Regions from separate parts of the Mus musculus genome. Here region 1 is linked to region 2. A link is a loop called in an ENCODE intact Hi-C map of the cell type or tissue named here. Cell type or tissue: heart. All regions are shown on one strand.

Evidence for each region. Peaks named below come from ENCODE experiments on the same cell type or tissue, not always from the same donor. Only the 100,000 strongest peaks of a DNase experiment are listed, where the experiment ranks them.
Region 1: it touches region 2 in a loop (6-fold over the local background); 40 of 42 quality-filtered maps call a loop at or near these places.

The regions. Positions count from the first base shown.
Region 1 is chr5:73,430,163-73,434,162 of GRCm38, forward strand. Cwh43 (cell wall biogenesis 43 C-terminal homolog) reads left to right here. Exons shown (of 16, transcript NM_181323.2): 11 at 250-385; 12 at 1,662-1,811. Among named protein-coding and RNA genes, the nearest start is that of Cwh43, 26 kb to the left of the region's middle. In heart, a CTCF peak has its summit at 1,723; a DNase peak (open chromatin) is centred at 1,719; H3K27me3 peaks cover 435 bases.
Region 2 is chr5:73,635,732-73,639,731 of GRCm38, forward strand. Sgcb (sarcoglycan, beta (dystrophin-associated glycoprotein)) reads right to left here. Exons shown (of 6, transcript NM_011890.5): 5 at 3,652-3,783. Among named protein-coding and RNA genes, the nearest start is that of Lrrc66, 5.3 kb to the left of the region's middle. In heart, a CTCF peak has its summit at 2,177 (motif pointing left); no DNase peak of the experiment used is centred here; H3K27ac peaks cover 275 bases.

The DNA of each region.
Region 1 (4,000 bases), 210 kb before region 2:
TGGTGACACATAAGAATGAATTATTTTGGGGTTTATGAGTGAAGGCAAGGCTCAATAATAATAGCATTCTGCTGGGCGTGGTGGTATACATCTATACTTGGGAGGAAGAAGTAGGAAAATCATGAGTTTGAGGCCAGCCCTTGCCCCAACAAAACAAAACAATAATGAAATCCATCAAGTTCTTGCTAATTGCTTTTTATATTGTGGTTTCCTTTCTGGCTGCTTTTCCGTCCCCTTTCCCCCAAACAGGTGCAGATTTTATCACCATTTTGGAGAGCGATGCTTCCAAGCCCTATATAGGGAACAACGACTTAACAATGTGGCTGGGGGAGAAGCTGGGTTTCTACACAGACTTTGGGCCAAGCACCAGGGATCACACCTGGGGGTGAGTGTAGCTTCGGAATTAATGCGAAGAAGCAGCAGTTGTGGCTTGGGCTGGGAAGTTGACATTGTCCTGTGACCATGTCTCAGTGACTCAGTGGCAGGGGAGTGCTAACACTGTGCGTAGCCATGGATTTTCACAGTGACTCCTGAGGGCTGGACATTACTGCTTCTTCATACAGATCAGTTCTTCAAGGTTGGGGTGAAGTTGTAATGTTGGGCCTGTCTAATATTTTCAGGTAACTTACATTGTAGTGTAAAAGACAAGAACACAGTTGGCCTGGCCTTTAGCGTCATTGCTCCTGCATTCAAACAATTTGACATTGAACATATTTGAAAAAGTTTAGAGCGCTCCAAAGACTGGGGCTAGAGAGATGGCTGGGCGGCTCCAGGCACTTGCTGTGCATTCACGAGGACCAGAGTTAAGATCCCACCACACATAGCAAATTCAGCGTCTCTGCAAATACCAAAACTCTAGCTCTGAGGGAGCTGACTCCCTCTTTTGGCCCCTGTGAGCACAGACAGGTGCATACCCAGTCCCCAATAAATAAGTAAGTAGATAGATAAACAAATAAATAAGTAAATAAAAGTCTGTAAAAAATAGAAAGTTTCCAAAAAGGTAAGACCTGGATTTGCCACTCATTATGAACTCTATTAGATTCAAGTAATGTATGGGCCTTAATTTAGAGGCTATAAGACAGCCTAGAAATGAGTTAATACACGCAGCTGAAGACGTGTACAGATTGTATGTAAATGTGATATGATTTTACATAGGGTGAACATCTGAACATGTGTGTTTTTGTGGGTATCCTGGAACCAGTCCTTTGCAGAGACTGAAGGACAACTAGAAACACGTTCACAAAGAAATAAACCAGATAGTCTGAGACTGTGATCCACACTATGCATGGAGAAAACAAGGGGCAGAAAGAGAGAGAGAGAGAGAGAGAGAGAGAGAGAGCTCATGGTAGTGGCCTTGGGATGTTGTTACAGTAACAGCACAAGCCAGGTGGGTTTTTCATTTTATCAATGATGCTGGTTTCACGCCTCCATGGCATTTGCCGCAACGCTTCTGGTCCTGTGATGAACACAGCAAGACAGGCTGAATAGGAAGAGGCAGTGAACCAGCGATCAGATTTCCACAGGAGTCTTCACCACACTCCTGCTCTGAGTGCCCCTCGGTGGATAGCTGCCACGTGACATGGCCTTTGAATGCACTTCCTTTGTCTCATCTTCATGACAGCCTGAGAATCAAACTGCTCTGCTTTTTCTCATTTCTACAGGATTATGGTGCTGTCTCGGTACCCGATTGTCAGATCGGAACATCACCTTCTTCCGTCGCCAGAGGGCGAGATCGCACCAGCCATAACCATGACAGTTAACGTCTCCAACAGACTGGTGGATTTTGTGGTGACACACTTTGGGAATCATGAGTGAGTTTCTTTGGATTACTTGATAGTATACAAATGCCAGGAAATACTATTAACATATATATCACTTTGATTTTTTTAAAAATGAAGTAGCCTTTTTGACTTCCTATCTCAAAACAAACAAACAAAACAAAAATCCTTAGATTATTGTCCCTGTGTTGCTGGTTGTTTGTGCATCTGGGATGCAAATGGCCATATGAGCCCATGACTGTTTCTTGGGTGGTAGTTCTTCATACATGTGTGACCATGTTTAATCTTCATGTAGTATGGGCAAAGTGCCATATTAAGGTCCTTTTCATAGATAAAGACACTAGGTGGAGAGAGGTTAGATGATGTGGACCGTCAGGGTCACACAACTAGGAAGAATTCAGAACAAATGTGCTTGGATTCAGAAGTGCTTGGATCTACATGTGAAACCAGACTATAGGAACAACAGCAGCAGCAACAACACTCCCTGTCCTTACAGAGTCATTGGCACAAATAGATGTACTGCTGGGATCCAAGGGCACTAAGTGACATTCCCTTCTTTCCACACATTTTCACAAACAATTTTGAAACAGTGTTAGCTAACAGTGGCCATCCAGCACCTGTTCTCTGCTAGCTCCTGTCTTCAAGTCTCCTTCAGATCTCTCCAGTCCTCTTGGTTCCCAGTGATCTTCCCCCATCTCGCTCTGTTCCTGTAACACTCCCCCATCTTTCTAGGAAAATGCCTCTGTTTGTCAACTACGCATGGATCTATTCCTTGCACCCACCGGTGTCTTTACAGTGCAAGGAATGGCATTTCCCAGAGTCCTTTGTCTTCTGCTTTCTAGGTGGATTTAGTCAACAAAAGGCACAAGGTTGGAAGATGACAAAAGGGAGAAGCCAGAGCATGTCTTACCCCTTTTCTGGTTTCTCTGGCAGTAGAGTCTTTTCTATGGCGGCAGCCCCTGCATTAGCCCACCCCCCTCTAGCCAGAGTTTACTTCCTACTGACTCTGTAGTGTCACTTCTGTCTGTCCGTCTTCTAGTGCTGCCAACCTCTGATTGTATCTCTGCTCCCTGATTGGCTTCTCATCACTCAAGTAACCAACTCCCTGTATTTTTTTTTTTTTCGAGACAGGGTTTCTCTGTGTAGCTCTGGCTTTCCTGGAACTCACTCTGTAGACCAGGCTGGTCTTGAAACCCACCTGCCTCTGCCTCCCGAGTGCTGGGATTAAAGGCGTGCGCCACCATGCCCAGCCCAACTCCCTGTATTAAATTCACTTTGTTTGAAGTTCCTGAGGTGCCTCTATTCTCTTGATAGGTCCTATCAAAAGCGAGGTTTTTTTCTGGATCTGTAAGTCCCTTGAAAGCTCAATGTACTTGCCTATTTTTCTGTTCATACCTACAGTAATTAGTCTACTAAAAGCCAGATACCCAGTCAGTATTTGGGCGAGAGAGCAGAGGAGACATTCAAAAAATGTTCCGTTGAAGTAAGGGTGTAGGCTACACAAGCCCAGGCTGTTCTGTGAAGGTTACATCCCTCCCTCTTATGAGTGCCCTGGATCCTTTACTTTGGTATTCATTCTTTAGCTGTGATCCTAACAACCGGATCTCACGTCACTGCCACACTTTCTTCTTTCACTGTGTGTTAAATTTACTCGGAATGTTGAGAGTACACGCAGAGCCTTTGTGTGTGTGTGTGTGTGTGTGTGTGTGTTGGCAAGCGTTCTGCCTCTGAGCCACGTCTCCGTACCTGCCATGATTTGTTAATACTGAAAAAAAGTTGAACAGATTCCGTGTTTGGAATAGAAATGTAAAGATTTGATTTATTTTTAACTATGTGTATGTGTGTCCCTGTGAGTGGGGATGTCCATGTGAGGGTGGGAGCCAGAGGAGGCCAAAAGAGTGTAACAGATGCCTTGACGGTGATGTCACAGGTGGTTGTGAGCTGGCTGACATGGATGCCTGACATGTCCAAACTCCATTTGTCTGCAAGAGCAGCGAGTACTCTTAAGTGCAAAGCTATCTCTGCAGCCCTAAGGAAGATGTTTGAATGAGACTGACTCACTGGTTTTTACAGAAAGGTTTTTCTCAGTCAAGCGTTTGTCAAGCCCAGTTTGAAGTGTGGATCTACGTCTTGTTCATTGTGAAAATTTAAACCTTTTCCCAACAGAAATAGCTCTGGTTTAGTACCCTGTTTGGGGATATTTTGAGGGAAGTTGGTTACCT
Region 2 (4,000 bases):
CCACCAGCGGGCACGAAAGAGAGACACTAAACTAGACAGGACTTAGGAACTAGCAGGAGGAGGAGTTGGCAGTCAGAGAGTAAAGCCATGATCAAACCAACTGTGGCACAGCAAAGTCACAATACACACAAGGATTCAAAGGCGACCCCTCGCCCAGTCAGCCCATATTGTACATCCACAAACCTACAACTCAGCACGCCAGCACGAGTCAAGATCACAGCCTGTGCACAGTGACAAAGTCTTGGGTAAGTTTCACTTTTTGACTCCAGAGAATTTTTACTTATTGACTGATGTTGATATTGATTGGGGGAGAAGAGTATTTTTCTCTTATAGGAAATTAAATTTAGTTAGTAGAAATTCAATTAAATATTAAAACTATGTAGTTTATCAGACTAGGCCTTCAAAAAAAACTGAGGGTTTCTTATTTAAACTCATAGCTACAGAATCATTCTCATCTGTACACTCTTAAGACCGTGTGTGTGTGTGTGTGTGTGTGTGTGTGCGCGCGCGCGCGCGCGCTCTCAAGCATTTGTGTGAGCATGTGCACACATGGAGCTCAGAGGTTGAACATGTATGCCTTTGTCAGTGGCTATCATACTCCTTATTGCAAGGTCTGTCTCTGTCTCTGTCTCTGTCTCTGTCTCTGTCTCTGTCTCTCTCACTGGATCTGGAGCTCGGCAAGTCAGCTACTCTGTCTGATCCGTCTGCCTCTACAGCCTTAGCAGCAGGATTACAGGCTCGTGGCACAGTCATGCGTGGCTTTTTACTTGGGTGTGTGATGGATGGTTCTGAACTCAGGTCTCCTTGCTTGTTTGGAGGCACTTCTCCAACTGAGCCATCTCAGCCTCCCAAGAGACTAGTAAGTTTCTTCTTGTCTCCCCCCCTCCTCCTCTCCTTTCTTCTCTCCCATTTAACAAATAATGACTAAATGCTGTCACCTGCCAGACGCCATCCTAGGCACTGGGGCGATGACAGTGAACATGGGCTCAACAGCCAAGTTTGTTCTTATAGAGTGCTGTTCACTGGAGGGAGGCAGATAATAAGTCAGCACAGGAAACTCTAGGGCATGCGGGGGCATAAATGCTACAAGGGAAGACAAGCAGGGTGAACAGAGGGTGGGTGGCTGAGGACTGCAGTTTACACAAGGTGCCAGAGACAGTCGTTTGCATCCCAACAGAAGTGGAGGTGTGAGTGAGTGGGGCATGTGGGTCACTAGGGAAGGCTCGCCAGTGGAGGCCACAGTGAGGGTGTGTCTTATGTAGGTTCAGGGTACAGGACGCTCAGAAGTTAAGGGAAAGGGGCTCAGAAGGATGTGAGACAAAGAAATAGTGGGGGCAGACCTATAAATAGTGGGGGCTGAGCTGATAGACTTAGGGCTTTATCTGGAAGGGAAGCTCACTTAGAGGGTGATAGAGATGGGTCTTTTTAAAAGGTCTGAAGCAGGCGCTGTGGCACAAATCTATATCCCAGCGTTCCGATCCAGCACTTGAGAGGCAGGAGGATTTGAGCCCAGGCCAGCCTAAGGTGCAGGTGAGACTCCATCTCATAGAAAATGTCGGTGGCTACAAGTTTCTGGGTAGAGAAGCAGCTCGTATCTAATGGGCGAACAGCAAAAGGGAGCCAGCAGGCTGCTCCAACAGTCTGGGAAGTGCAATAGCCTGCACACAGACAGAAGCTGCATTGGCGAGAAGCAGCTGGGGGCTGCAGGGCCCTTCAGGTGGAGCTGAGCTTTGCCAGTGGCAGTTGGGCCGAGCACAGATAGAAATGCACGTCTGCTGAGGAGCCAGGACATCAGGATGTCACACTTGAGGAGTTCAGATGCCTGTGGGTGTGGAAGTGGGGAAAGGAGGCAGGCAGCTGGACTAGAGAACCCTCCTGAACAGGAAAGGCCAACGCAGAGGTTTTAAGCATGGGGGTCGTCACTTTAGGGAGGGGCTTAAGACTGTCAGAGGGCAGAATAGAATGGTCACTGTTATGTACAGGCGTTTGCCTGGAACGTTTGGAATGGAACCATTTCATATTCCAGAGCTTATTTAATTTGGAATACCAGCATGGATTTTACTGGCAGAACATGCAAATTTTCAGAACAAAGCACTCAATATTATTCTGAAAGTTGCATGTGGGAGATGCAGTGGTGAGGGCTGTTTCAGATTTTGTTTCTATGCTGCCATCTTGTGGTCATTTAGTTTTACTTTCTTGAAAATATTTCTTGCCGAGCATTCAGTACCCAGTGTTAACAGTATTTGTGCACTAAGAGTCAGGAGAGATAGGTTTGAATGTTCTTTGTCTAAGAGCCTTAGAAGATATCTGAGGTAATGTGCATGCTGCCTGTTCTAATTTGATCATGTGCACATACATCAAAACATACAATGTTCCACAGAAGTAAGAATATTACATGCCAATTAAAATAAAAGTGAAAGTTAACATTTAGGAAGTAGTGCGGCAAAATTATTGCTAATGATTAGCTTGCACTCGAATGATCGATACCAACTGACTTACAAAGCTGAGTATTTTTCAATACAAATTAGAAATTAGTAGGTATGGGTACTTCAGACTATTTCATGACCTGTCACATTGACAAGGTGGAGTGGGGCAAGACTTTTCTGGAGGGCAGAATGAAAGATTCAGGTAACTCACACACGTTCTCTACACAAAGGCCTCAGACCTCCCTTCTCTGACCTTCAGTGTCAACTGCAAGCTTCAGGCGTGGCTGCTTGTCATTCCTCAGAGAGCGCCCTACCACAGCGCCGTGGAAACCTCCTCAGGGCGGCTGCGGCGCCTCTGGCAGGAGTTATAGCTTATGCTCATCTTATCATCCCGAGATGGGATTAAACAGTTGGGGAACTGCCAAAGTGAAACACCTACTTTCCTTCCTAAGGTTTATTATTTCTACGAATTATAACACTGAACTTATTTTGATAGGGGAGAATGACTTCTAAGTGCTCAGGCTGCTAGTGCCTTATGCTCTTTGGTAGCACAAATTTCCTCAGCCCTAGGGAAGCAAGATGAGCAAGGTGCCCAGAGGCAAGCGGGTAACTCCATTCTAGCTGAAAGTCCAGGCCAGTAAGCAGGGTGCAGGCTGCAGCTGCTCTGTATGAAGTAGGAGGCTGACTGAAGCTTTGGGGAGACCTGTGAAGCTGGGGTCACAGTGATGACAGACTTTCTCCCTCACAGCTAACAGGTGTCAGATAACAGCATGTGGCCCCATTCAAGTATTCTTCTTACAGCTTTGGTCACAAAGCTTGGAAACGAACAGGAATAACCTACAGTGGAACAACAGCAGCGACGTCAGGGACACATGGTTAGATCTCCTAGAATTCTCTCTCAGAAGGGCTGCTTGGGTTATGGCTTTTCTCCTTTTAAAATAACATAAAAATGCAAACAAGCACACTTACAAATCAAATCACCTGTTATTCTACCACTCTTAGCTAAACATTATTATTTTACTCTATTCTTCCAGATTTTATAAACTGCACATGCTCTGAAAGAAATGAAATATCTTATAAATTATTTTATAATTTTCTTTCATTTCACAATCCATTTTGAACATCTCATCATGACAAAAAATCATTTTCCACATACTACTCCACATGTAATTATATACTATTCCAAAATTAATTATCTTAAATTCACACAGGAAAAAATACTCACAGCTTTTAACTCCACATCTCCTCCCATGTGAAATTCAATGGTTTTGCCCATGATGAAGACGCCTTCGTTGCCTCGCACAATTGCACGCCCATCGACTTTGATGTTTAAGTCACTGGTAGCATTGCTGGTAATCTAAAAATGAAAGCACATGCTAAGGCGAGCTTGTGGGTAATGAGAGAATCGTTATCATAGAGAAGGGGGTGTCTCAACTCTGGACTATGCAAGGCAGGCTTATAATTGTGGGGATTAACACAAAGAGAGGACTTATTAGTGTGTGTGCAGGCTAAGGCCAGGGCTGCAGCCCTCCAATGGTCTGAAAGTCAGGTTGTCAGGTGGCCTAAGTCCTCCC